3 separate regions of the Homo sapiens genome follow, and regions 2 and 3 are each linked to region 1. The links are chromatin loops, found by intact Hi-C in ENCODE. Cell type or tissue: mammary epithelial cell. All regions are shown on one strand. Each heading gives the region's core, and the rest is flanking DNA. Links, peaks and the distances in the headings are about the cores only. Region 1 overlaps TMEM266 (transmembrane protein 266). Region 2 overlaps SCAPER (S-phase cyclin A associated protein in the ER). Region 3 overlaps FBXO22 (F-box protein 22).

The links. A loop is a pair of places that touch in the nucleus more often than their neighbours do. Peaks named below come from ENCODE experiments on the same cell type or tissue, not always from the same donor. Only the 100,000 strongest peaks of a DNase experiment are listed, where the experiment ranks them.
Region 2: it touches region 1 in a loop (14-fold over the local background); 8 of 110 quality-filtered maps call a loop at or near these places.
Region 3: it touches region 1 in a loop (3-fold over the local background); 3 of 110 quality-filtered maps call a loop at or near these places.

The regions. Positions count from the first base shown.
Region 1 is chr15:76,146,072-76,154,551 of GRCh38, reverse strand. All of the region lies in intron 3 of TMEM266 (transmembrane protein 266), which reads right to left. Among named protein-coding and RNA genes, the nearest start is that of TMEM266, 90 kb to the right of the region's middle. RefSeq lists enhancers at 2,257-2,887, 3,183-3,272, 3,643-3,732, 3,356-3,934 and a silencer at 4,208-4,471. In mammary epithelial cell, for the core only: CTCF peaks have their summits at 3,416 (motif pointing right) and 6,467 (motif pointing left); a DNase peak (open chromatin) is centred at 3,371; H3K27ac peaks cover 629 bases.
Region 2 is chr15:76,862,213-76,870,692 of GRCh38, reverse strand. It overlaps SCAPER (S-phase cyclin A associated protein in the ER), which reads left to right. Exons shown (of 32, transcript NM_020843.4): 3 at 8,160-8,277. Among named protein-coding and RNA genes, the nearest start is that of SCAPER, 39 kb to the left of the region's middle. In mammary epithelial cell, for the core only: a CTCF peak has its summit at 3,771 (motif pointing right); no DNase peak of the experiment used is centred there.
Region 3 is chr15:75,917,412-75,925,891 of GRCh38, reverse strand. The region is part of intron 5 of FBXO22 (F-box protein 22); the gene reads right to left. Among named protein-coding and RNA genes, the nearest start is that of FBXO22, 18 kb to the right of the region's middle. In mammary epithelial cell, for the core only: a CTCF peak has its summit at 3,940 (motif pointing right); a DNase peak (open chromatin) is centred at 3,371.

The DNA.
Region 1 (8,480 bases), core at 271-8,270:
AATCAGCCAGGTCAAAAGAGAGGGTTTTCCATTAAGGGACAAGCAGAAAACAGGAGGAGAATGGTCTGTGGGGGCCAGATGGTGAAGGCCATCAATGAACATCCCCATCGCCCACTCCAGGTGGATTTCGAAGTCCATTGCAGAACCACATCTTTCTGCTTTCATGCCGGCACACAGGGGCCAATCACCAAGCAAGGGGCTACAGAGGAAACCCCAGACTGAAACTGGGAGGAGCTCAGGAGGGTTGCCAGATCAAGCGCAGTATGTCCAGTTACATCCCAACTTCACATAAACAATGAGCAATTTTCTAGTATACCCTAAACATTGCATACAACAGACTCATACTAAAAAATGATCTGTTGCTTATCTGAAATCCAAATTTAACTGGGAATCGTGTATTCTTATTTGGTAAAGTTGGCAGCCCTAAACTCAAGAGCCAAGGGGTCCGGAGAGGGCCTGGTGAGGGCGGCTGTGATTTGATCAGAGAATGCATGGGAACCCTGGGATGCAGGCAGAAAGCCAGGATGAGCTGGGGAAAAGCGCATGGGAAGGCCATCTGTCCCGAAGGGGCAGGAGGGAGGGACCTGGCCAGGGAAGCCAGGTGCTCAGATGACAGCTTTGGCCCTGCTGGGCTGGAGGCTCCCAGAAGCCTAAAGCTGCTGCCCGCAGCAGTGCCAGCGGCACAGCGCTTCCATCCATTAACGAGCCTTTGCATTTTAAGATATCTTTGGCTATCATCACTTGGCCACCCTCCTCACCTCCTGATTCTTCCTTCCGGCCTCACCTACTCCCCCTGCTTCTTTTCCCACGATGTGACATTCCTGCCTCCCCTTTTGCCAGCCCCATTTTCATCCTTCACACCTCTCACCCCAAGTTCACACCCAGCCTCCAGCCGCCTCAGCGCCCCCGGAAGCCGGTTCCCCTCCTGCCCTCTGCCTGCTCACTCCTCCCCCACAGCTCTAGCATGGTCTTTTCTAGGGCCCAAGGACACCTGGCTCCAATTCCACATTCTCCCCAATGCCCATTACCGTTGTCTGCGGCCCCTAAAACTGATGGCATGTCATTGTCATTTGAAATCTGAGCCAAGCACCTTCAGGCGGTTATGAATAAAAAGGGCAGCTGCCAGGGCCATCTGCCTGGGCTGGCCAGCAGGAAGCCTCGTCTTCACGTTCCACGGAAGGTGCCGGGCATTTGTTCACCTTCGTGCCTTGGACATCCCTAAGACACTGCTCCTTCTACCCCAGAGGAGGGTCCTGAAGGGAGTAGGGAATGAAACGAAGCATTGTATTCAGGAGCACTAGTTCCATATATTCAGTTCCCTATCAACAGGAGACTCAGACCTTGACCTGCCTCCAAGGGAGGAAAAGCCAATTTATATTGCTGTTTAAAATGTCGTTTTTTTCTTCTTTTTTTTTTTGTTAGAGAAACTTACTAACCATATCAGGTGGTTAGGAAGCTGCAGGAGGTGGGCGTCTGGAGTTACCTGTGGTCTGAAGTCAGCCCATAGTTGGCCTGGCCCTGACACCAGAGCACACTCCTCAGCCTCAGGGAAGAGCCAGGTAGAGGACTGGGCAGATGGCAGGATTCGAATGCCAGGCAGGGGATGACGGCCTTGAAGTCAAATGAACGCCGCCCCCACCATCAGCTAAGGTAGGCAGCGTGATCAAGAGAGGCGAAAATCCCTGCTCTTGGGCAGGTTACACTCTAGTGGGAGAGAGGGTCAGGCAATCAATACAACAGGTGCTGGTGTGATGGGTACTACAAGGAAGACACGCAGAGCTGGTGGAGGGATTAGGACGGGTAAAGGATGAGTTGACATTTTAAATATGGTGGTCAGAGCAGGCCTCAGTGAGAAAGCGACATGTGAGAAAGCTGATGGGGGTGAGGGGACAGCGATCCAGGCATGGTTGAAATGTACACTAAATAGGGACTGTTTCTGGTAAAATTCTATTCAGCCCCGAAGTACCTCCAGTATGAGAAACACCAGGGTGATGGGAGCCAGGAGCTGGACCGGGAGGAGGATAGGGCTTCCCCCTTCAGCAGGGGGTATAGCTCACCACCCACCACCAGCTAGGGCAGATGCTGCTGGTGCAGCCACAGCCCTTGGCACAGCCAACACACAGCACCCAAGAAACCCGAGGCAGCTGCACAATCAGGCCTGTGCCACGCTGCTCTGGGCCTGTCCTTTCATTCTCACGCCAGCTCAGTTGTCCCCTGCCCACACTCTGCCCTCAGCGACCCACCCCTCCACTGTGCCAGTCTGGGAGTGAGTTCGTGCAGGTCTCCTTGTTGGGGGTACCACTTGCATCTTGCTCTGTGCACCCCCTCCTCTTGGTAACCCCAGGGCAAGGCACATGGGGGTGACTCGACGGAAGTGGAAGGACAGAAGACCACTGTCAAGGAAAAGATGGTACCCAGGGGATACAGTGGCTGGTGAGGCCTGGCTGCCTTGGAGCAGGGAGCCATGGAGACTGGGGGTGGGATCTGCCTCCAGGTCAGTGGATCTCAGCCCAGCTGCACACTAGAGCACCCAACAGAGCTCTTAAGAACTCCAATGCCCAGGCTGCACACCAGACCTCCTGAACAACAACCTCTGCGGGAGGACCCAGGCCTCCTCAGATGACTCCAGTGTGCAATCAAGGTGGATGGAAAACCGCTGTTCCAGGTCCTCGATACTCAGTGGAATCTACAGAGCAGCAGCAGCAGCATCACCTGGCGCTTGTTAGGAATGCGGCGTCTCAGCCCTTCCCCGTGCTTGCTGAATTTGAGTCTGCATTTCAATGAGATCCCAGGTGCTTTGGGTGAGAACAAATGCTTCTGGCGGCCTACTAAGAGGTAACAGGTATCTCAGAAAGGTAAAGGGGGTATGGCAAAGGGAGTTTGGGAGTAGGAGAGATGAGACAAAGAAGGCAAGCCAGGGTCAAGCAGCCCTGGAGCATCAAGGAAATAGTGCAGGCAGGCTATGTGTGTGGGGTGGGGCAAGAGTGTTCAGGTAGGTTCTGGGCTCCTTCCTGAAGAGCAGAAACACAGGGCAGGGCTGCACTAGACTGCAAGACCACAGACCCCAGGGCTCCAGAACAGGGCCCTGGAGGGTGGGTTGGGGGCTGGGAGGCTGGGCTGAAGCCGCAGGCTTTTGGTTGACCAGTGTTTGAAAATCCCAAGCTGCCAATAAAATTTCATCTGAAATTCAGATGACTCGGACATTCCTAGAAGACTGTGTTTTAGCAGTGAAATAGAATGTGACCAGTTTCAAAAGATTCCTGAGTGGTTCAGTAATGACTCAAGGGGCTTAGTGGGCCAAAGGGGAAATCAGCGTTGACTGTTTAATTAGAGAAGGTGCTTTCCTTCTGTCTTCAGCGTCGGCCCATCAAGGCCCCAGGGCTGGTTCTCAGGGTGGTGTTATCCCCAGAATTGCCACGAGAGGGCAGGCGTTTCCCAATGTCCTGTCTTGGTGCTGCTGTAGGGAGGGTACAGCTCCAGGGGCCCGGCTTGGGCTGCCAGAGTCTGCAAATACCAACAAGCAGATGGCATGTCCTGGCAGGTGGGCGAGTATTCTACCATAAGGTAGTCACTCTTGAGGCCTCAGAGAAATCCTGGGGTGGGAGGGGAGGCTGAGTACCTTCACTGCTTCTGCTTCATAGTCTTAGGTGTTTGCATAAAAAATTCAAAGAATAAATTCTAGAATATGAAAATGAACTGACAAACTTCCGGCAGAGGCTTTATATGCGATAAAGCCACAGGGGTGACCTGGAAGGAGCTGGCTCAAGCCACTGCTCTGTCAGGCAGCGTTCCCAAGCCTGGCACTGAAACAGCCCCAATCTGGAAGGGGAAGTAGAGCCGTGTGGCGCCAGGATGGGGAGGGCTGTGCTTGCTTCTGTGGGGCCTGGCCTCTCCCACCCCACAATCCACTATGCAATTGGTCTGCAGTGGCTGCCAGGCTGTCTGTGGCTGGGAGGACACGTGGTGGCAGAGAGGGGAGTGACTGCACTGAATCTCCTGAGGTGCAAGCTGGGGAGTGGCTAGAGCAGGGGGACCGTGGAGACCCTCAAGGTGTCCTAAAAGGGGCTCACAGGCAGTGGAGAGTCACGGCATCAGCCCATCTCCCTGAAGGCAGCCAAACTAGCTAACCCTGTCGGCCCTACTTTGAGATTTTCATCCTTCAAGTTCTCAAGGAAGGAGCTGAGGGAGGTGATCAAAATGAGACTGGAAGCTGCCTGGTAGCAGGAGCCAGATCGAAGCCTGGGGCCCTGGGCTTCCCCAGCTGCTGTCACTCTGCCTTCAGGAAGGCTCTGCTAGACAAGGGCTCAAAAGCTTTCTGGACTGCAGAGCTCTCCAGCAGTGGATACAAGCTATGCCCTTACACCCCCCAAATGCACAAAACTACAGCACTGTGCATAACATTCCAGGGAGTGCACGGACTCCTTGAATCTCACTGACGGATAATCTAAGGATACCCAGGCTCCAGGTTAAAGCCCCAGGATTGGGTAATTTGGGGCCCCGCCTAGCTCCACTCGTGCCAGTTCTATGATGCTGAACACCTGTGTCCTGGGTGTCACAGCTGACTTTGCCAATGGTTTTGTTGGTCAGCAAAACCCCTGGGTCCCACTTTACTATATTTATTCCAGATGATTAAAATATTGGAGAAAGCCATGAGGCTGACTGAAATGTAACTTCTGTCATTGACATGGACTTTAGTTTTATTGATTAAACAAACACTTAAGATACATATTGTGCACCAGGAGCTGTTGTGAGCACTTTACAAATGTTAACTCGTCTAGTTGCTTTAAAAGGCAAGTCCTTTTTTCTCTGTTGTCATGGAGGGGAAAGCCAGACTTTTCCATCTGTTTGGCTGTTGCTGGCAACTACTGTCTCCAAATCACAGTTGTACCACTGACTGAACTCTGAGTGCAATCGTTGAGCCTTAGTTTCCTAATCCCTGAAATGGAGATATCTGCTTTGACAGGTTGTTGTGAAATTTAAAAATATTAAAAATAACATATGTCAAGCCCATAACACAGTGTTTATCCTATGATCTATGGTGATGATTTAGATACACGGTCATTAGAAGGGGGATGAATAAACAGTTTCAACATTCATTCCATTCCAGGCATGGTTCTCATATGACCACCAAATGCTAGGCACTGTATTGGGTACTGGGCCCAGGAGGGTGGTCAGAGCCTTCATCCTCACGGAGCCTACAGCCTTATCCATGAACTCTGATGATCCAATGTGTTCCTAGTTCTAGACCACTCAAAAGGCAAAACAAACAAGGGGAGGAAAAAGGCAGGAAAGAAATGGGCTCACTGTGTATGATGTCTCTAAAGAGATGCATAATCTCAACCTGTGAGAACCATCAACCCAATGCCTACAGGGACACCCTTTTACAAAACATCTGCAATTGTTAGTGGGGCTTCTTTCTCACCCAGAGAGAACCAGAACCACAGGAAAAACACTGTTAAGCTTCCCCTTTGTTCCCTGTACCCAATTCCAGGGGGCAAGCCACAGCAGCACACAGACTCTGAGATGCGGGCTCATAAACACACACCACGAAACCAGAACTCTCAGGATGGAGGTGAAAGGTGACTCTCCCAGAGCTCTGGGATAACTAAATAAATTGAAGTTTCCATACCGGCAGCTTCAGTTCTGCAATCAGAGCTAAAGATTAGCCCTGCTGCCTTGCGGGAAGAGAGGGAGGAGGGTTGTGTGCAGCTGGGGTCACCAAAGTCTGACATTTGCTTGTCCCAGAATCTCAGATTTTTTGCATCCTCGGAAATGTCAACGCTGGGAAACAGTAGGGTATGGTGGCAAGAGCTCAGGTGGGGGGTGAAGGGGTGGACAAACTGCCATACACTTGGCAACCCCCACCCAGGGCACAGTGGCCAACACACACCATGGATTGGCTGTCCCTTCTTGGGGGGACAAAGGACACTGACCACACATCTCAGAAGGGCTGCCATGTAGGTGGGCTGTGCTCAGGAGCCACTTGTCAAGTCTTTGGCAAGGGGTTCAAGGTTGACTTAGGGGTGGGAATGAGGTGCTGTTGGATGAAGTGCCTGTAAAGTCCCCGCCACCCTGAAGTCCTCAATTCTGGAAACCGGCCCCAAGTCTGAGAATCTCCTTGTGCTGTGCTTGGAGGACAGGACTGGCCTGGAGGCGGTCAGCTTCCTACCGGGTGAGAACGAGGGAACAAATCGGCACCCCACCCACCAGCTCTTTCCAGGTTTGCTGTGGTTTGGCAAATCCTGGGTCAGCCATGATCTCCCTCCTTCTATTTGGCCAAAGTCAATATTCAGGTGCTTCTGCAGATGACTGGGGACTCCCATTCCATCCCAGCACCATAAATTCACCTAACTTTCCTTGCCGGACGTGGCCACGCATTTAAACTTTCCTCCCCTCTCTCCAGGAAACATCCCCGACACACCCCCGACCCAGGTGGTCGGAGGCGCTCCGCCGCCATCTAGCGGTCACCCGCCGCTGTACACCCTGCGCCTTGTGAGCAGGTGGGGACGGACGGATATTTTGCTGAGAAATAATACATCTGTGAATGTATTGCCTTTTTTCCTTTTTTAAATTTATTTATTTTTATACAGGGTCTCACTCTGTTGCCCAGGCTGGAGTGCACTGGTGCAATCCTGAGAAGCTGGGACTACTGGCGCGCACCACCACGCCTGGCTAATTTTTAAATTTTTGTAGAGAGGGGTTCTCACACTCCAGGCTAGTCTCCAACTCCTGGCCTCAAGCGTTCCGCAGGCCTTGGCCTCCCAAAGTGTTGGGATTACAGGCGTGAGCCACTGCAACCAGACTTAATTGATTTCTTTAGGAAACTTCTCTGGGGTTCCTGGACCCCAGGACTACAGGAAAGGCAGCTAACCAGTGCTCATCAGGAAAAATGTTTTCGTCTAAATTAAACTTTTATTCCGTTGTTGGGGCATCAAGAATTCTCCTTGAAACCGGAGCCTACTAAAAATATCAAGGGAGTGAGGGGTCACAGGGTCAGTTTGGGGTCCAGGGACAGCTGACTTGCTAGAGAAAGGAGTGGTGTTTTATTATAGACAAATCTCACTGGCATCAAGAAAGTGGATTATCGAAGCTCCTTTCTTTTCCTCCCTGAGAAAAAAAGGATGCAAAGCCATCCTAAATCATATGATGCCGAATTTCCAGACTCTGCAGTTGCATGGCCATGGCAGGGATCAATCTGCCTCATAACCCTGAACCCCAAAAGGCTTTTCCTTCCTCTACCAGGACGTTAAAACCTTACTAAGTGAAGTTGGCATGTTCTGAGGCAAATCTGATTTCCTTCTTCTAGGGTGACTTTGTGGAGAAAGCATGGAATTAGCAGGGATGCTCAGAGGTGAGCCAGCCAACAACCACAGTAGTAACTTCTGAGGCATAAGAAGCCTGGGGCCTCCCGTGCAGCTCTTCCTCGACTCCACAGAGATCTAGGGACCAGCTCCCAACTCCCTCCAAACACTCCAAACAGAACTGGGCTTCCCCTTCTCTTCTAATCCTTATTTGCATGCAGCCCCACCCATTCACTCACTGATTCATTCATTCAAGTCATTCCTTGATCAGTCAACACCCCTGTTCCAGGCTCAAGTGATCTGATCCCTGCCGTGAGGAAGCCCCTGGCCCGGTACTGGAGACCGACTTGTAAAGAGAGGAGCAGAGCTCATTGTCACCCCTGGGTGTGGTGATGGAGGTAGGAAAGGTGCTATGCATACACTGAGCTGAGGACCTAGCCTGGTGGGGTTAGAGGAGAGAAGACTTTCTGGAGGCTGTGGCCCTCAAGCCAGACAGTACAGGAAGAGAGAAGGGTATTTTGGGCTATGGCTTAGTAGGTCCCTACCCCTCCTTTTTCTTTGTCCCCAGTCTTTGCTCACTGGCATATCTAAAATTATTTCAGTCCTTATTTAGAGATGTTTGCTATATTGGGTCTGTCTTATTTTTCTAACCTGAAATCCCGAAAAATATCCCTGTGCCCCCATTATGTTTTTTTCCTCTGAATGTAAAGTTTGGCAGAAATGTGCTGTTGGCATCATCTCTAAGTAATAACATCCATTTATATCTGCCCAAGACCCGAACTTCCTCCAAGCTTCCCCTGCCTAGGAGTCCAGCGCTGACCTCTCAGGCTGGGCCTTTTAGAACCCTAAGATATAAAATAACTGTCTTACTAAACACTGAATATCTTTCATTTCTTACTTTATTTTTATTTTTGACAAAGACTATCCCACTTCCTCACCCATGACCATCTTTGCACCCTCTTTTCACTAAAAAGATGGGGAGCATCTTTATCTCTATGTGTGCACAGAGTGTCATTTATAAAGTGGGGGTGACGACCCCCACCTTGCACCACCATTTCTCCTACGGGTCTGTGGGCCTCTCTAGGGTGCAGACTCTGGTCTCTCTGAATTTTCTCTTTTGTTGCCTGTGGTCTCACCCAGACCCTGAAAACTAACCAGACCTTCAATGTACTGTGCTTG
Region 2 (8,480 bases), core at 93-8,092, 720 kb before region 1:
ATGTTTTCATTCTGGATATTTTAGTCTAACTAATTCACTAATTTCTTGTTAAACCCATTCATTGAGTTCTTAATTTCAGTTTTTTGATTCTTCAGTTTTATAATTTCTACTTGATTCTTTTAAGGTATCTAGTTTTCTGCAGAAAATTTCAATCCTTTTATTTTCAGTTCATATTAATTAGAGTTACTTTAAAATCTATTTCTGATAACTTTTATTACTTGGCTAATGTGTGGGTATATTCCCTTTTTTTATATTTTTTCTTGGTTTTTAGTCTTTGGACTTGTTTTCTAGTATGCCCAGTAATTTATTTTATTTTATTGCTGCATAAGAGATGTACATAATTTTGGGGTACATGTGATAATTGATTACATTCATATAATTTGTTAATATACTTGGCTGTGTCTATCAACCTAAATATGTCTTTTTGTACTAGAAACATTCAAATTATTCTTTTCTAGCTATTTTGAAAAGCATAATAAAGTATTATAACTATAGTCACCCCTCTGATCTATCTAACACTAGGTCTTATTTTTTCTATCCAACCATATATTTGTACCCATTAATCAACTTTTTATCCCCACCCACCCCACTCCACTACTTTTCCTGGCCTTGGGTAACTACCAGTCTACTCTATATCTTTATGAGATCCACTTTTTTAGCTCCAACATATGAGGGAGAACATATGATAGTTCTCTTTCTGTGTTTGGCTTATTTCACTTAACATAATGACCTCCAGTTCCATCTATGTTGTTGCAAGTGACAGGATTTTATTCTTTTTCATGGCTGAATGATATTCAACTTTGTATATGTAATACTTTTTCTTTATTCATCTGTTGATGGCACTTAGGTTGATTCCATATATGTGAATAGTGATGTAATAAACATGGGAGTGCAGATAACTTTTTGATATATTAGTTTCCTTTATTTTGGATATATACGCAGTAGTGGAATTGCTGGATCATATGATGATTCTCTTTTTAGTTTTTTTGGGGAACTTTCATACTGTTCTCTATAATGGCATACTAATTTTCATTTCCACCAACAGTGTACTTAGGGTGCCTCTTTTTCCACATCCTTGGTAGCATGTTATTGCCTGTCTTTTTGATAAAAACCATTTTAACTGCGTGAGATGATATTTCACTGTAGTTTTGATTTGCATTTCTGTGGTGATTAGTGATGAGTCTTTTTTCATATATCTGTTGGCCATTTTGTATATCTTTTGAGAAATGTCTATTTAGATCTTTTGCCCATTTTTAATTTGGATTATTTGTGTTTTGCTAGTGAGTTGTTGGAGCTCCTCATATGTTCTGGTTATTAATCTCTTACTAGATGGGTAATTTCCAAATATTTTCTTCCACTCTGTGGATTGTCTCTTTGTTGATTATTTCCTTTGTTATGCAGAAGCCTTTTAGTTACTAATATAGTCTCATTTGTCTATTTTTGTTTTTGTTGCCTGTGCTTTTGAGATCTTACACAAAAATTCTTTACCCAGACAAATATCCTGGAGCATTTCTTTTAAGTTTTATTTTAGTAGTTTCATAGTTTCAGGTCTTACTTTGAAGTTTTTAATCCATTTTGATTTGATTTTTTGGTATGGTGAGAGATAGGAACCTAGTTTTATTCTTTTGCATAAAGTTATCCAGTTTTCCCAGCACCATTTATTGAATAGGGTGTTCTTTCCCTGGTGTATGTTCCTGTCAACTTTGTCAAAGATTAGTTGGCTGTAAATGCATGGGTTTATCTCTGGGTTCTCTATTCTGTTCCATTGGTCTGTGTGTTTGTTTTTATGCCAGTACCATGCTGATTTTGTTACTGTAGTCAGGTACTGTGATGTCTCCAGCTTTATTCTTTTTGCCCAGGTTTGTTTTGGCTGTTTGGGGTATTTTGTGTTCCATATAAGTTTTAGGATTTTTTTTTCTATTTCTGTAAAGAATGTCATTGGTATTTTGAAAAGGGATTGCATTGAATCTGTAAATTGCTTTGGGTAGTGTTGTTTTAATAGTATTCTTCCATTTCATAAGCATGAAATATCTTTCCATTTTTTATATCCTCCTCATTCTCATTCATCAGTGTATTACAATTTTCCTTGTCTGGATCTTTCCCTTTTTTGGTTAAATTGATTCCAAGATATTTTATATTCTTTGTAACTATCGTAAATGGGATTGCTTTCTTGATTTTCTTTTTTGGATTGTTCACTGTTGGTTTTTGTATGTTGATTTTGTATCCTGTAACTTTACTGAATTTGTTAATCAGTTCTAACAGATTTTGGTGTAGTCTTTAGGTTTTTTGGTTTTTTTTTTGAGACAAGGTCTCACTCTGTCACCCAGGCTGGAGTGCAATGATGCGATCATAGCTCACTGCAGCCTTGAGCTCCCAGGCTGAAGCAATTCTCCTGCCTCTGCCTCTCGAAGTGCTAGGATTGCAGGTGTAAGCCACCACACCTGGCTGTCTTTATCTTTTTCTAAGTAAAAGATGTCATCTGCAAACTAGGCTAATTAGACTTCTTCCTTTCCAATGTGGATGCCTTTTATGTTTTCATAACTGGAAGGGGAACCAACAGATTAGTAGTTTATTTCTTGTTCACTTAATAGTTCAGTGTAGGTATTCAGCATGTGACCTTTCACATTTTGATGGGACTAAATTTTTTTTTTTATCTTATGACTCTATCATTCTTTAGAGAGGTCTGCTAGATCCTATGCATCTGGCCAGTAAGTGGGGAATTGAGGGAGAGAACATAGCTGATGATGCAGGAGACTTAAAAAAAAGCAAACCCAGACCTGGACATAGCTTACCTCATTTTCCCCTATATTCTAGCATGCAGAACTTAGTCACATGGCCATCTGTCTGCAAGAAAGACTGGAAGGTGTTGTCTAGCTTTGTGACAGGAAAGAAAGCAAGTGGTTTTGATGCATATTGTAGTCTCTGTCATGGAGGCTGATACAGTATTAGTAATTTAGGTTTGAGATGATGATAGCTTGGACTAGGGTGATGGTAGTGGATTTACATTCTCCAGTTGTGTTTAGGAGATAGACTCGGTAAGACTTGATATATCATTTAGTGTATAGGCTAGTGAGCTATAACAGAGACTCCAGAACAGAGTAGCTCATACAAGAGAGAAGTTGTTTCCCCCTTATAATAGTTTAGCCATCCTTAGTTCATCTATGGTTTTACCTTTAGATGGTGTGAAATATTGGTAAAAACTGATAAAGTTATCGTAAATTACTGAACAGGATTCCAGCTTATCATTCTGTAATATTAGGAAAATTGTACTAGTTACATGGTTTCTCAGGTAAGCTGCATGACTAGTAATCTTGTCTTCATGCTACCCAAAGTATTAAGGGCGTTAGTAGTGGGAATTTAAGAGAAAGGTTCTTTTCTGAATTATTCAGAAAGCTGAAAAACATTGGAAAAAAGATACAAGAATTTCATTTTATGGGCAGATAGTGGTATGAATGGATTTTGAAGAACTTGTATAAAGTAGAAAGTTTTATGGAGACAGATACATAGACATTTAGTAAACAGTACTTGTAACCTTTTCAAGATTATGGGGAAAGTTGTTGAAATTATTTAGATATTTTAAACCTAAGAGAAAGAAGTTTCTTTGGGAGCAAGTCTCAGAAGTACCTAGCCTCTTTGGTAACTATTGTAAACACTTTCTTAGATTATGTACTGTAAGATTTGAACATAAAAACTTTCACTGAAGGCTGATCTTTATACTTTTAGTTGAAACATTAAGTATTTGAACAGGCCTCTGTAAAATCTCCATACAGCACTAGGTGGCACACTGTGACTTTGGATGAAAATACACATATTTTGTTGAAGACTCCTGTGAGAAAAGAACCTAGGTTAAAAAAAAATACTGTTTGAAATAGACATCTATTTTATGAAGTATCTCAGAACCATGTATTGCATTTCAAACCCTGATACTGATATTAAAATGCTTAAAACTATTTTATTTACATTACTACTGACATTTTTATAAGAACTGGACTACTAAAAATCATTAGAATTTATGGGTTTTTACTAAAAGGAATCCATTCAGCATGTATTACAAAAAGCATCTGTGCTTTAAAATGAAAAATGATTTTCAATCAGATCTTGTAGTAAGATGAGTAGTTATAATGTTTTTGCTTATCAAGTATTGGAATTAAGAATAAAATCAAAGTCTTGAGCTAGTGGTTTTTCTTTGAATGTGTGTCTGTGTATATGTACTAAATACAAAAGAGCTAACTTGGTAAAATTTATAGTGGAGCTGAAATGTTTATGGAAGTAAAGAATGTTAGATTTGAAGTTTTCTGGTCTAGTGTTACAACATTGCTATTTTGTGATTATCCATTTTAGTTCTTGGAAACTCATTATTTTGTGAAGACTCTTGACTTAGAATGTAATGTATGGCATAGTGAATTTTCTGACCTGATATACACACACACACGCACACACACACACACACTCAGTGTCTCTCTCTGTCTCACAGGATGTTCTGTGATTGTGTAAGGGAATTATCTGAAGTAGAGCTGAAAAGTAGGCCATCTATTTATACTTGTTCATTTGGCCTGGAAGCAATAGTGATACCCTTGGTTAGAACAATGCTAAATGATAGATGCCAGTGTAAGTTAGATAGAACTGACCAATACTTAATGGGAGATGTGCTTAAGCTAAAGGACGAAGTTTTCTGGTGTTACATTGATTGGAAAGTATGAGAATGAGTAGAGAAGTGACTTTTGCAAATCTACAGGACACTGAATGGGGTTTGGACAGTGATCATAGACAAATGAGTTTCAGTGAAAGACCTTAATGAGTCAGGTAAGTAGATGACACATGGATATTCAGGGTAAGGTCAGAGGAATGAAGGAATATGGGTACGGATGTTTACATTAAAGACGTAAAAAGTGACAAGTTCTGGAGAGGAAAATTTGGGTTAGACTCTCATCACAGAGAATTAGAGTAGAAGAATATAGTCTTTGTTTTTCTGGTAGTTGGATATTAGTTGGCGAGTTGATTCATTTTTGTACCGAAACCTGTTTCCTGTCACTCACAGATTTAGCACCTATTGTCATTCCCTCTTTCTTACCATAACACAATTTGTCTCTGTACTGGATCATCCCCATCAGTATGAAAGTATGATATACTATCACTCATCTTAAAAATCCATTCTGTTTATTTATTTCTTTGTTCTCCTTTATGACGAAACTCAAAGTATCTTAATACTCAGTATCCCCATTTTTCTCATCATTCTGTTTTGAACCGTTTTCAGTCAGGATTTTGACCCTACTATACCACTAAATAGGCAATAAGTTACCAATTTATTAGAGTTTATTATAAATTATTACTTTTATCACTTCCTGGACAATGCAAGGCTGTCAGTCTTATGGCTGTTGCTTTAAAGGTAATGAGTTGATTTTTCCCTCTCCTCTGTACTCAAGATTTTTCTCTTTGTTTCAGTTTATCATCAGTTTTTCTGTGATATGCTTAAGTGTGGTTTTCTTCGTATTTATCCTCTTTGGGGTTTGCAGAGCTTCTGGGAGAATTGGGCTTATATCTTTTTCTCAACTTTATTTTATACTGTCAAAGAGATTAATGGGATAGTTGGTGAAATGTAAATGCTGTAATTTAAATAATAATTCTGTATCAGTGATAATCTCCTGATTTTGTTAGTTATAGTATAGTGATATAGGATAGTATCCTTACATATATAAAATACATAGTGAAGTATTTACTGCCAAGGAGTATAACTGCAGATTGTTCTCAAATGCTTCAGGAAAAAAATGTGTGAGGGTATGTTTGATATTCTTTGTGTGAATTTATAACTTTTTAGTAATTTGAATTTATTTCAAAATGACAAGTAATATGTGTCTGTTTATCTCACAGTTGGCTTCTTACCATACAGCCACATTGTTTGTTTACATACTGACTATGGCTGCTTCACATAAAATGGCAAAATTGAGTAGTTGTTACAGAGGTCTTATGGCCTGCAAAGCCTAAAATAAAAAAAAAAAAATTATTATCTGGCCCTTTGTAGAAAATCTTTGCTGACCCTTGCTCTAGAGTGTACTATAGTGACTTTTTTTTCTTTCCCTGAAGTGATGCTACTCATTAATTTCCTTCATTTGAAAATAATGTATTGCTTTTTCTTCACATATTCCCCAAAAGAGTAAAAATTAACCAGTGGGTGGGGAGAATCCAAACTGGAAGGCAAATAGTAACATACTCCCAGGTGAAGATGAGAACTAATTACATGATTTTGGCAAACAGTACTTTGGATATTGTAAGGTTAAAGATAAGAACCATACGTAAATGCTGTAATGTAGTTAGTAAATGTGTTTCTCATAGGAGTATGGGTTAGCAACTTTGAAACTACTTTATGTGTATATTAGAATTGAACAGATAAGTAAATAAGTTGTAGATAATGAAAACTGGGGATCTTATGTTGGAGAAAGAAGTTTCAGACAAGCAAAGCGAAAGGCTAAAATGAGCCCCGTGGCTTAGGATTGAAATCAATCAGTATAAACTCACGGTTTTTAATATCTGTATAGAAATAGATCCAGGTGTGTATATTGTGTGTTAGGGTGCATTCATCTAGTTCCTATTATCTCATTCTGTGAGTTGACTGGGTGATTTTTGTGATGTGATGTTGGCTTGGGTACTGGCATGGCAGCAGTTTTCTAGGGGCTCAGCTGGGCTGGAATGTCCAAAATGGCTCACTCACACAGTGGGTAGAGGATGCTGTCCTCTGGGAATTCAGCTAGGGCCTGTCAACCAGAGTGCTGCCCATGTGTGGTCTCTCTACTTGTGGCTTGGGCTTCTCATGGCATGACAGCTGGATTTTAAGAGTGACTGCCCTAAGAGGGAGCATTCTAAGAGACTCAGGTGGAGGCTGCAAAGCTTCTGATGACCTAGTCTCAGAAGTTATGCAGTGTCCCTTCTGCCGCATTTTATTGGTCAGAAAGCAAGTTACAGAGGCATATTCACGGGGAGTGGATTACATGAGGGCATGAACACCAGCAGGTGTGGTTTTCTGGGGCCAAGGGAGGCATCTTTGAAGACTACCTACCATACTTGTTAATTCATATATTATTTTTTACTCTTACATGTTTGCTTCATTTACTTGGATTGTTAGCTCTTTGAGGACAAGCACAATACTTTATATATTTATATTTTTCTTTATATTCTCCTCAGTCTCTTACTTGATGCTTTTGCACATAGTAATTGCCTCGTTAAATGTATTGCGCTTTAGGATTCCAGGAATGCTAAAAGTCCAGGCTGGCAAGAACTATAGGAGGGCAGGGAGGCACCTACTAATTGGACTGGGATTTTGGGCTGGCCCAGTGGTGAACTTGTTTCACAAAGAGGCAGGTTTCCCACACAGATTTAAGGATTAGATAAGGAGGCTGCATCCTCGTGTTCACATGGGTGTTTTATGATCTCTTTCTTCTCATAGATACTTGGCTTATAAAAACAGACTATTTTGATATGACATTCATTAGTGGGGAGGCAATTTCCTTTATTTTACTGGACCTGGCTCCCAGCTGGCACAGGGTGTTGGTGGGGCTGAATCTTAGGCCCGTGTTCTTAGGCCAGGCAGGGCTAGAGCAAGCAAGAAATTACGTATGTTCTGTGCAATAGTTTGAGTTTTAAAAATTGCAATTTAAATTTACCTGTTAACAGCAATTATTATTTGAATCCTGATAACTTGGAGATAAAATTATGTAGCTAAAAATGGAATGTTGACTTACTTTAGCGCAATCTCTAGAGAATTAAAAAAAGCGTTTTCCAAAATATTTTATGCTGAAGAGGTCTTTTAGGGGAAATATATAGGATGTTTGTGAAAACTGGTCTCTTTCACACTTGGACTTGTTGATATGTAAGGGATGGTGCAGATATTAGTCCACAGCAGTGTTGGTGCTCTTTAGGCCACTTTTTCAAACCTTAGATTATATTTATTATTTAAATAATTTGTTTATTTTTTAGAGTTACAAAACTCAGTGTTTTTAGATCTAAAAAAGACTTGTGACTTCCTTTTCTCTGTTTAACCACCCACCACATCCCAAATTAGTTTTAAGTGTTTTCTTTCTGAGAAAAATGTGAGAAATAATGACTTTGTTAAATATATATTTTGACTTATCTAATAATCTAATAAGTACCATCTTTTCCATACATAGGCTTCATTCCAGCGCTCCAATAGTCATGACAAAGTAAGGAGAATAGTTGCAGAGGAGGGTCGTACAGCAAGAAACCTAATAGCTTGGAGTGTTCCACTAGAAAGCAAAGATGATGATGGTATGTATTTAAAAAATTAGTTTCATTTTTGTTGTAAATAAGGAGGGTGTATTTAGTCCTAAAGAGATAGACTGAAAACTGTTTGCAATTAGACTTCTAGGGCTGATTAGTATGTTAAATAAGAAATACTTTTTTGTTGCTTTTATACACACATGGTTTTATAAAAGCCTTATTGTTAGTTTTGCTTTTTCAGATAATAGTGA
Region 3 (8,480 bases), core at 352-8,351, 230 kb after region 1:
TAAATTTAGCAAAGAATTGCCCCATCCTCTTAGGAATTTTTCATCCACCAAGCCCCCACCCTCCTCCTTGGCTATAAATCCCCATTTGTGGTTGGTGCATTTGGAGTTGAGCCTGATCTCTCTCCCCTAGTGCAAAACCCCATCACAGTGGTCTCCCAAATAAAGTCTGCCTCATTGTCTTGAATAGATGTCAGCATCGCTTTTTTTTTTTTTTTTAACACTAGCTTCCTGTCACTTCTGCTTTCTCAAGGGCTGGGCAACTTCGAAGGCAGAACAAGTTCAATCCCTTGAGCTTCAGCACTGATTCTCTCTGCTTCACACCTGGTACTGCCTATGACCCCTCAAGACTCTCTATGATGTCCTCAGATAATTTTAAAACTTTGTTCTTCTTCACACTTTTTTGGAATCTGACAAGTCATTAAAGTTCTATTTTACCCCTCTTGGTGGCTGGCAGAATTCAAGACAAGTAGTTAAAGGTTCAAAAAGCAGGGAGCAGAAAGAACCTGAACAATCTACAAGCTAGATCACCAGATCACCAATCTCACAACAAACACTAGTACAGAGCACCGTTCTAAGTACATTATAGAAATTAACTTATTTAATGCCTGTAACAACCTGTTACGTATTGTTTTATTCCTAAAAAGTCTGTGAGGATTCAATACTTCCAAAATTCACATTTAACATGCAAATTATATCCATATTACAGAAGCTAGATCAGACCAGACCAAAGTAAAATTAAATACACACCCCAGAACTGGCTGCCAGAAAGAACTGTGCCTACTGAGCTATGGAAAACACAGGACACTTCCAATCCTCTCCTTCAAAGAGCAAAGGCAACTGAATTCTTCAGAACTTCCTCTCTTGACCCTAAAATGTAAAAATCAATAGGAAAGCTTTTCTAATGGGACTCTCCGCAAATAAAACTCAAATCCAGAAAATCACTGTGCCCCAAAAGGCAATGTTACAGGTTTGTGCTTCACCTAGAAGAAAGTCAGAAGGATATTTGTAAAAGGAAAAGAGAGGGAGGATCCCAGGTGTGAGTCAACTGTTTGCTATATAACTAACCACCTCAAGCATTCTCAAAGGAGCAAAGAGGCTCTGGCTCTCAAGCTGAAGTCCATCTTGCCAACGCTCAGCAGTGCTAGGTCTGCTTTCTCAAGCTCTCCTGTCTGTGGTACAGACAGGTAGAGCTGCCAGGCACTGTAGAGCTGCCAGGCACTGCTCTGAGTCTAGAGCCCCTTCCCTGGATTACATGAAGGTTTAGAGGAAGAAGTGCATGAGCACTGCCAGGGAGGGAAGCTTCTCTCCCCTCCTCTGTTGCAGCTGGGGCTTTCAGACTGTGCTTTGGTGGGCAAAGCGTTCCAAAGATGCCTCCAGTGTAGGTGGAGGAGAATAAGCAACCTCAGTTCAAGGCCTAACATGCTCCCTTCACCCTTCAACCTAGAGGCTCTGCTTTTACCTGCTTTATTTTTATGTTGACATCCCATGTAAGACTGTACAAATGAAGTGTTTAAAACAAAAGCTAAGAAATGGCTCAAGGAGATCCTTACTGAGTAGTCTCAATAAAGCCTTTGCATTAGCAGAAGGGAGGGATGTCAAAATAATATTACAGCAGTACCAACCCTGGACAATCAACATGCACTACTGAGCCTCCTCCCCGGCCCTCCTCCTCAAATCACTGAAGCCAGTCCCTTTTGCTTCAATCACCATTAATTACCTGATGATTCCCAAATTAATATCTTTCCTCTAGACCATTCTCTAGAGCTCCAGGCCAACATATCCAACTGTCTATAATCAATATCTCCATCTCAAATTCCAAACATGTCCAAAACAGAACTGATAATCTGATCTTCCAACCCGCACCTTCAAATCTTCTTCACCTTAGTCAATGGTACTATACAGCTGCGCTAGCCACATACCCGCATGACATCGCTGTCACCTCCCTCATTCTCAACACCTAACATCTCATCAGTCACCACATCCTGTCCATTCAGCCCCAAACTTCATCTTGAATCCATTCACTTCTCTTCAACTCCACTCACCACTGCCCTGCTCCAAGCTGCCATCTCCTCTTTCCTTAACCACTACAACAGTCTGTGTCTCCTGCATATACTTTTTAAAAAAAATTATTTTAACTGAAAAATTTAAAAGGCATATATTTATCATGTTCAACATGGTGTTTTGAAATATATATACACTACTGAATGGCTAAATCAAGCTAATCCTGCATCCACTCTTGTACTCCAAAATGATCACCACATCATAGCAAGAGTGTTATTTTGAAAAGATCTATCAAATTATGCCACTCCTGTGTTTAGAAACCTGGCTTCTTGCTGCACTTCCCTCAAATATTTTTGATCTGTGGTTAGCTGAATCCATGAATGCAGAACCCATGGATATGGAAGGCCAACTCTACCTAAAATTAGGACACAAGATAGCAAGTGAAAGAATGAAGATGGCCATTTTAAGCTGGGCAAAGCTTCAATTTCCAGAAGAAAATGATGCCTTGGAATAAGCCAAAACTGCTGACATCAAGCAGCTCAGGAAAGGACACCTATAAGAAAGCTTCACAGAGCACAATAATTCTGGGGTTGTTTTTCCTTCCAGTTTTCTCATTCCTATACTTGGCACTATAATGCAAATATGATCTAACAAATATAGCAATTTTATCACAAAAGGGTTTCTGCTGCTCAAGATTTTGGCTCTTATAAACTGACAAAACTAGGGTCCTAGCTTCAACCAGTGCCACATATCAGGGCCTCATCAAAGATTCCCAGGATGCTCAGGTGGACAGAGGACAGAGTACTGCCCAGGAAACAGCTATGTCACCTCTCTGGACAAAAAAGGCAGCACACAAAAGGTTTGGCCATATGACCTTTAGCAGCAGCACTGAATCAACAGCCAAAACAAGCATCTCTAATGGGGTTTGATTTTTCCCAATTTCTTCTCCCAATCCCGCTCCTCCTGTCCCAGTGTTCCTATTTCTGGTCTCTGCACCACCATCACCCTTGTCTCCTAGGATCAAAACTCAAAAGTAATTACTGAGGCTTCCCTTCTCTTTCACATCTAATCATTTGTTCATTTCCTCCAATTCATTCCCTAGTCCTCATGCCCTAGTGTTATTTCTTGCCTGGACTCTAAAGTGGTCTCCCGCTTCCAGTGTCTCCCCACACAGGAGGGCCACATTCACCTCTGCTCGATGACATCTGAGTAACAGCTACCATTTTCTGTGTACAGGAGCTAAGCCCAGACTCTTTAGCCTGGCCTGAATGCGCCCCACCCTTTGTTCCCATGACTTCCCTGCACATAACCTTTGCTTGCAAAATGATTACTATTTCTCCAACATGCTCTGGGATTTCCTGGCTCTGTGCCTGTGTTTCTATGTTCCTTCAGCCAGTGATATTACTCATCCATATCTCTCATATGCTTCCCATCCTTCAAGGGCTTAAATACCACCTGCTTCTGGAAGCCTCCTTGATCCCTCCCACTGGCAGAACCCCTACAGCAATCTACCCATTCTGCTCTCACAGAACACCTCACATACTCACTTGGGTTATGATTATGCAGTCAAGCACCACATAACACTTTGGTCAAGGACAGCCAGGCGTGGTGACACGCACAGTAAGCATATGCAACAGTGGTGCCAGAAGATTAACAGAGCTACAAAATTCCTACTGCCTAATGTGTAGCACAACGCATTACTCAAATGTCTGTGGTGATGCTGTTGTAAACAAGCCTATTGCAGTGCCAGTCGTATAAAAGTATAGCACATACAATCACGTACAATGCATACTTGGCAATGACAATGAATGACTATGTTACTGGCTTATGATTTACTATCCTATACTTTTAATTGTAATTTTAGAGGTTACCCCTCCTACTTATTAAAAAAAAAAAAAAGTTAACTGTAAAACAGCCTCAGGCAGGTCCTTCAGGACGTATTCCAGAAGGAGGCACTGTTGTCATAGGAAATGACAGCTCCACATGTATTACTGCCCTGAAGACCTTGCAGTGGGACGAGATGTGGAGGTGGAAGACAGTGATATTATCTTGACTCTGTATAGGCCTAGGCTAATGTGTGTGACTGTGTTTTAGTTTTTAACAAAAAGCTTAAAAAGTTAAAAAAAAAATTAAAGGTGGAGAAAAGCTTACAGAATAAGGATATAAATGGAAATTTTTTTTGTCTAGCTAAAGTTAATTTATTATTAAAGAACAATTTTATTTTATTTTTTTGAGATAGAGTCTCGCTGTCGCCCAGGCTGGAGTGCAGTGGTGTAATCTTGGCTTACTACAACCTCTGCCTCCCAGGTTCAAGCGATTCTCCTGCCTCAGCCTACAGTAGCTGGGACTACAGGCGCACACCACTATGCCCAGCTAATTTTTGTATTTTTAGTAGAGATGGGGTTTCACCATGTTGACCAGGCTTGTCTCAAATTCCTGATCGCAAGGGATCCACCTACCTCGGACCTCCCAAACTGCTGGGATTACAGGCATGAGCCACTGTGCCCGGCCAAACAAAAATGTTTCAATTAATTTAATGTAGCTTAAGCATACAGTGTTTATAAACTATATAGTAGTATACAGGGCTAGGCCTTCACATTCACTCACCACTCACTGACTCACCCCACACCAACTTCTAGTCTTGCAAGTCCCATTCATGTTAAGTGCCCTATAGAGGTATACTGTCTTTCATACCATGTTTTTACTGTACCTTTTTAATGTTTAGATATGTTCAGATACACCAATACTTACCATTGTGTTACAACTGCCTACAGTATTCAGTACAGTAACATGCTGTCCATGTTTGTAGTCTAGGGGCAATAGGCTACACTGTATAGCCTACACATATAGTAGGCTGTAACATCTAGGTCTGTGTAAGTACTATGACATTCACACAACAACAACATTGCCTAAAGATGCATTTCTCAGAACTCATCCCCGTCATTAAGCAACATATGACTGTATATGTATTCTTCATACCTTTTCTGGAATGTCACTGAGACAGAATCTACATCCAGTTATGTCACCTTTAACATGCTGAATAAATTTTTATTTATTTATTTATTTTTGAGACAGGGTCTCACTCTGTCACCCAGGCTGCAGTAGAGTGGCGTGACTTCAGCTCACGGCAACCTCCGCCTCTTGGGCTCAAGCAATCCTCCCACCTCAGCCTCCTAAGTAGCTGGGACTACAGGTGCGTGCCACCATGCTTGGCTAGTTTTTTAGTTTTTTTGTAGAGGTGAGGTCTCACTATATTGTCCAGGCTGGTCTCGAACTCCTGGGCTCAAGCGATCCTCCCGCCTCAGCTTCCCAAAGTACTGAAATTACAGGCATGAGCCACCATACCAGCCTGAATAAAATTAATGTAGGAGTTCTACATTATGAGCCAATTGAATATAGATAGTCATCTCGTCAACATCAACACATTGATCATCTTCTTCCTTCCTTGTACTAAATTTGCTGCCATAAATCTTCCCAGAATCTGGGCTATGTTGCCCTGGACTGGCTTACTCCAAGGCCTTCAATGACACTTGATGCTTTTACAGGCAGACTGCCAGGCAACACACAAAATGGTTCTCAAACCAACATGTCTGACCACAGCCATTCCTTTGAGTTTCAGACCTACTATTTGCTAACCACCTGACCAACTCTGAAAAAGACCTAGTTTGCTGAACTTTGTTCGCTCCAGCTAGCCTACCAATATCAAGTCTCATTATGTTATTACAAAATCACATAAGCTCAGCACATAGCCACATTTGCTCCTAAAATTCATTTTGCCTTTACACTTAACAATGGGTCAGTTTTAAGGGCACTATCTGACCTTTTCCCAAAGGAAGTTTGGCATCCTTAATTTAGAATAGCTTTAACATTTCTGCTAACTCTGCTATTTACATACCCTAAGAGCCTTAACTCTCTACTGCCATTAAAGTTCAGTTTCCTCATCAAAAATATTCCATAAAGAATTCTGTCTGGCAAAGCTGTGGTGAAGATTAGAAGTGCTGCGCAGCACAGTATCTGGCATACAGTACCTCCATAAACATTGGCCATCGTTAATTGTCACTTCAAGCCCAGACACATGTATGCTCCTCTGGCATGTGGCTTCTGAATGAGCTAAGGACACTTAGAACCCTACTATTCCCCCCACAAACTACAAGGCCACACTGCAGATGAAGGGCCCATGTGACACACAGTAAAGCCTGCCTAGGGTGGAGGCCAACACTAGCATCTAGCTACAATCTACTGTTGCTAAGCGTTTTATGAAAGTCATTTCATTTAATCTTCACAATTCTGTGAATTCAATGTTAGTTATTTCCACTTTATAGATGAGGAAAATGGAGGTTTAGAAAAATTGAAAAACTTGCCCTAACTGGAGAGCCAGAAAGTAGCAGAACTAGAGTAGCTACAAGCCTGCAATCTTTTAAGGTTGACTACCTTCTATTTATTTTTTAACTGACAGATAAAATTGTATGTATTTATCAATGTATAACATGTTTTGAAGTATATATACATTGTGGAAGGGCTAAGTCTAATTCACATATGCATTATCTCACAGTTACCATTTTTGTAGTAAGAACACTTAACAGTCACTCTCTTAGCATTCTTCAAGAATATAGTATATGGGCCAGGCACGATGGCTCACACCTGTAATCCCAGCACTTTGGGAGGCCGAGGCAGGTGGATCACTTGAGGCCAGGAGTTTGAGACCACCCTGGCTAACATGGTAAAACCCTATCTCTAATAAAAAGACAAAAAAAATTAGCCAGGCATGGTGGTGCATACAGCATGTAGTCCCAGCTACTCGGGAGTCTGAGGCATGACAATCACTTGAACCCTTGAACCCAGGAAGTAGAAGTAGCAGTGAGCTGAGATCATGCCACCGCACTCCAGCCTGGGCAACAAAGTGAGACTCTGTCTCCAAAACAAACAAAAAAAAGAATATATGGTCACTGACTATAGTCTCCATGTTGTACAACAGACCTCAAGAACTTATTCCTCCAAAACGAATTTTGTATCTTTTGACCATCATCTCCCCAAAGCCCCTCCCAACCACCCCAGATCCTGGTGCCTGCCATTCAACTCTATATTTCTATGAGAGCAACATTTTTAGATTCCACACATGAGTGAGATCATGCACTATTTGTCTTTCTGGGCCTGGCTTATTTCACTTAACATCCTCCAGGTTCATCCATGCTGGTGCAAATGACAGGATGTCCTTTATGGCTGAAGAGTATTTCATTATGTATGTATACCACATTTTCTTTATCCACCATCAGCTAATGGACACTTAGGTTAATTCCATATCCTAGCTATTGTGAACAGTGCTGCAATAAACATGGGAGTGCAGATATCTCTTCAACATACTGATTTCATTTCTAAGTCAGCATTCTTAATAGCTACACTACCCTGTGTCACACCAGAGCTGGCTGTTGAGACTTTCCACCATCTACTTTGACCTGACCACCCTCTTCCACATTATTAAGAGGTTCCCGGCTGAGTCTTTGCTGCTAATGCCTCTTGTTCTGTGCTTCCCCTCCCATCCACCAATGACTTGCAAGTTTTTTTTTTTTTTCCACATTGTCAGGGATAGTTGTAAAAACTAGTCTCAATGTGTATACCCCCTTTTTTTCCTCATCAGTAAAACAAATTTTACCTTTGCTGCTACACAATTTTTTACTCCAGCTGGTTTAAGTCCCATTTCAAATAACAGAGGTTTATCTCTATAGGCTGGCTGATCTATGCAAAAATGAGGTGTTACCACTGAATAGTTTTTATGCCAACAGTGATTTTTAATGAATGAAGTGAATTCAATCAGTCCATCTGCAGATGTAGATAAAAGGCTAAACGCTGCTTTCCTTGAGTAATTCGTTTGTTGTTTACTATATTAAGTTAAGCTTTCCCATCCAAGCTTAGACATTAAGCCAACCCTTTACCTCTTCAAATTCACTTCAGGGCTCCATCCACACTACCTGCAGGATGTTTCCCAGCACACCCCTTGCTTGATAGACTTGCCTTAACTCATATATTTCCTAAGACTCATCAGGGTCACTTTACTTGTTCCCATCTTTCTAATTAGTTCACAAAGAACTAACCCGCGTATTCTAAAAACTTCTAAAATGCTTGTTACTAGAATAAAAAAGGTTAACAAAACAAAAATAGAGCAAAATGAAATAAACTATTAGAGCAAGAATTCCTTAAAATTCAGAACTAAATACAAACAAGTTTATCATCAACAGAGTATTTATGAAAAATTTTTCATCTCTGGTTCTCTTGGGCTTTAATGCAAGTAAAATAATTTAAAAAGTAAATCAATTCTACCAAACATGTATCACACTGGCCTCTGTGAATCACCTGTTTGAATTAGCCACATCTCCAGTGACAGGTGTACTTAATTCAGATTCTCCCAAAGGAACCTAATATCCACCAACTAGCCAGAATTAAAAAGAAAACAAAATTAATCAATAAAATGAGCAGTTAATGAT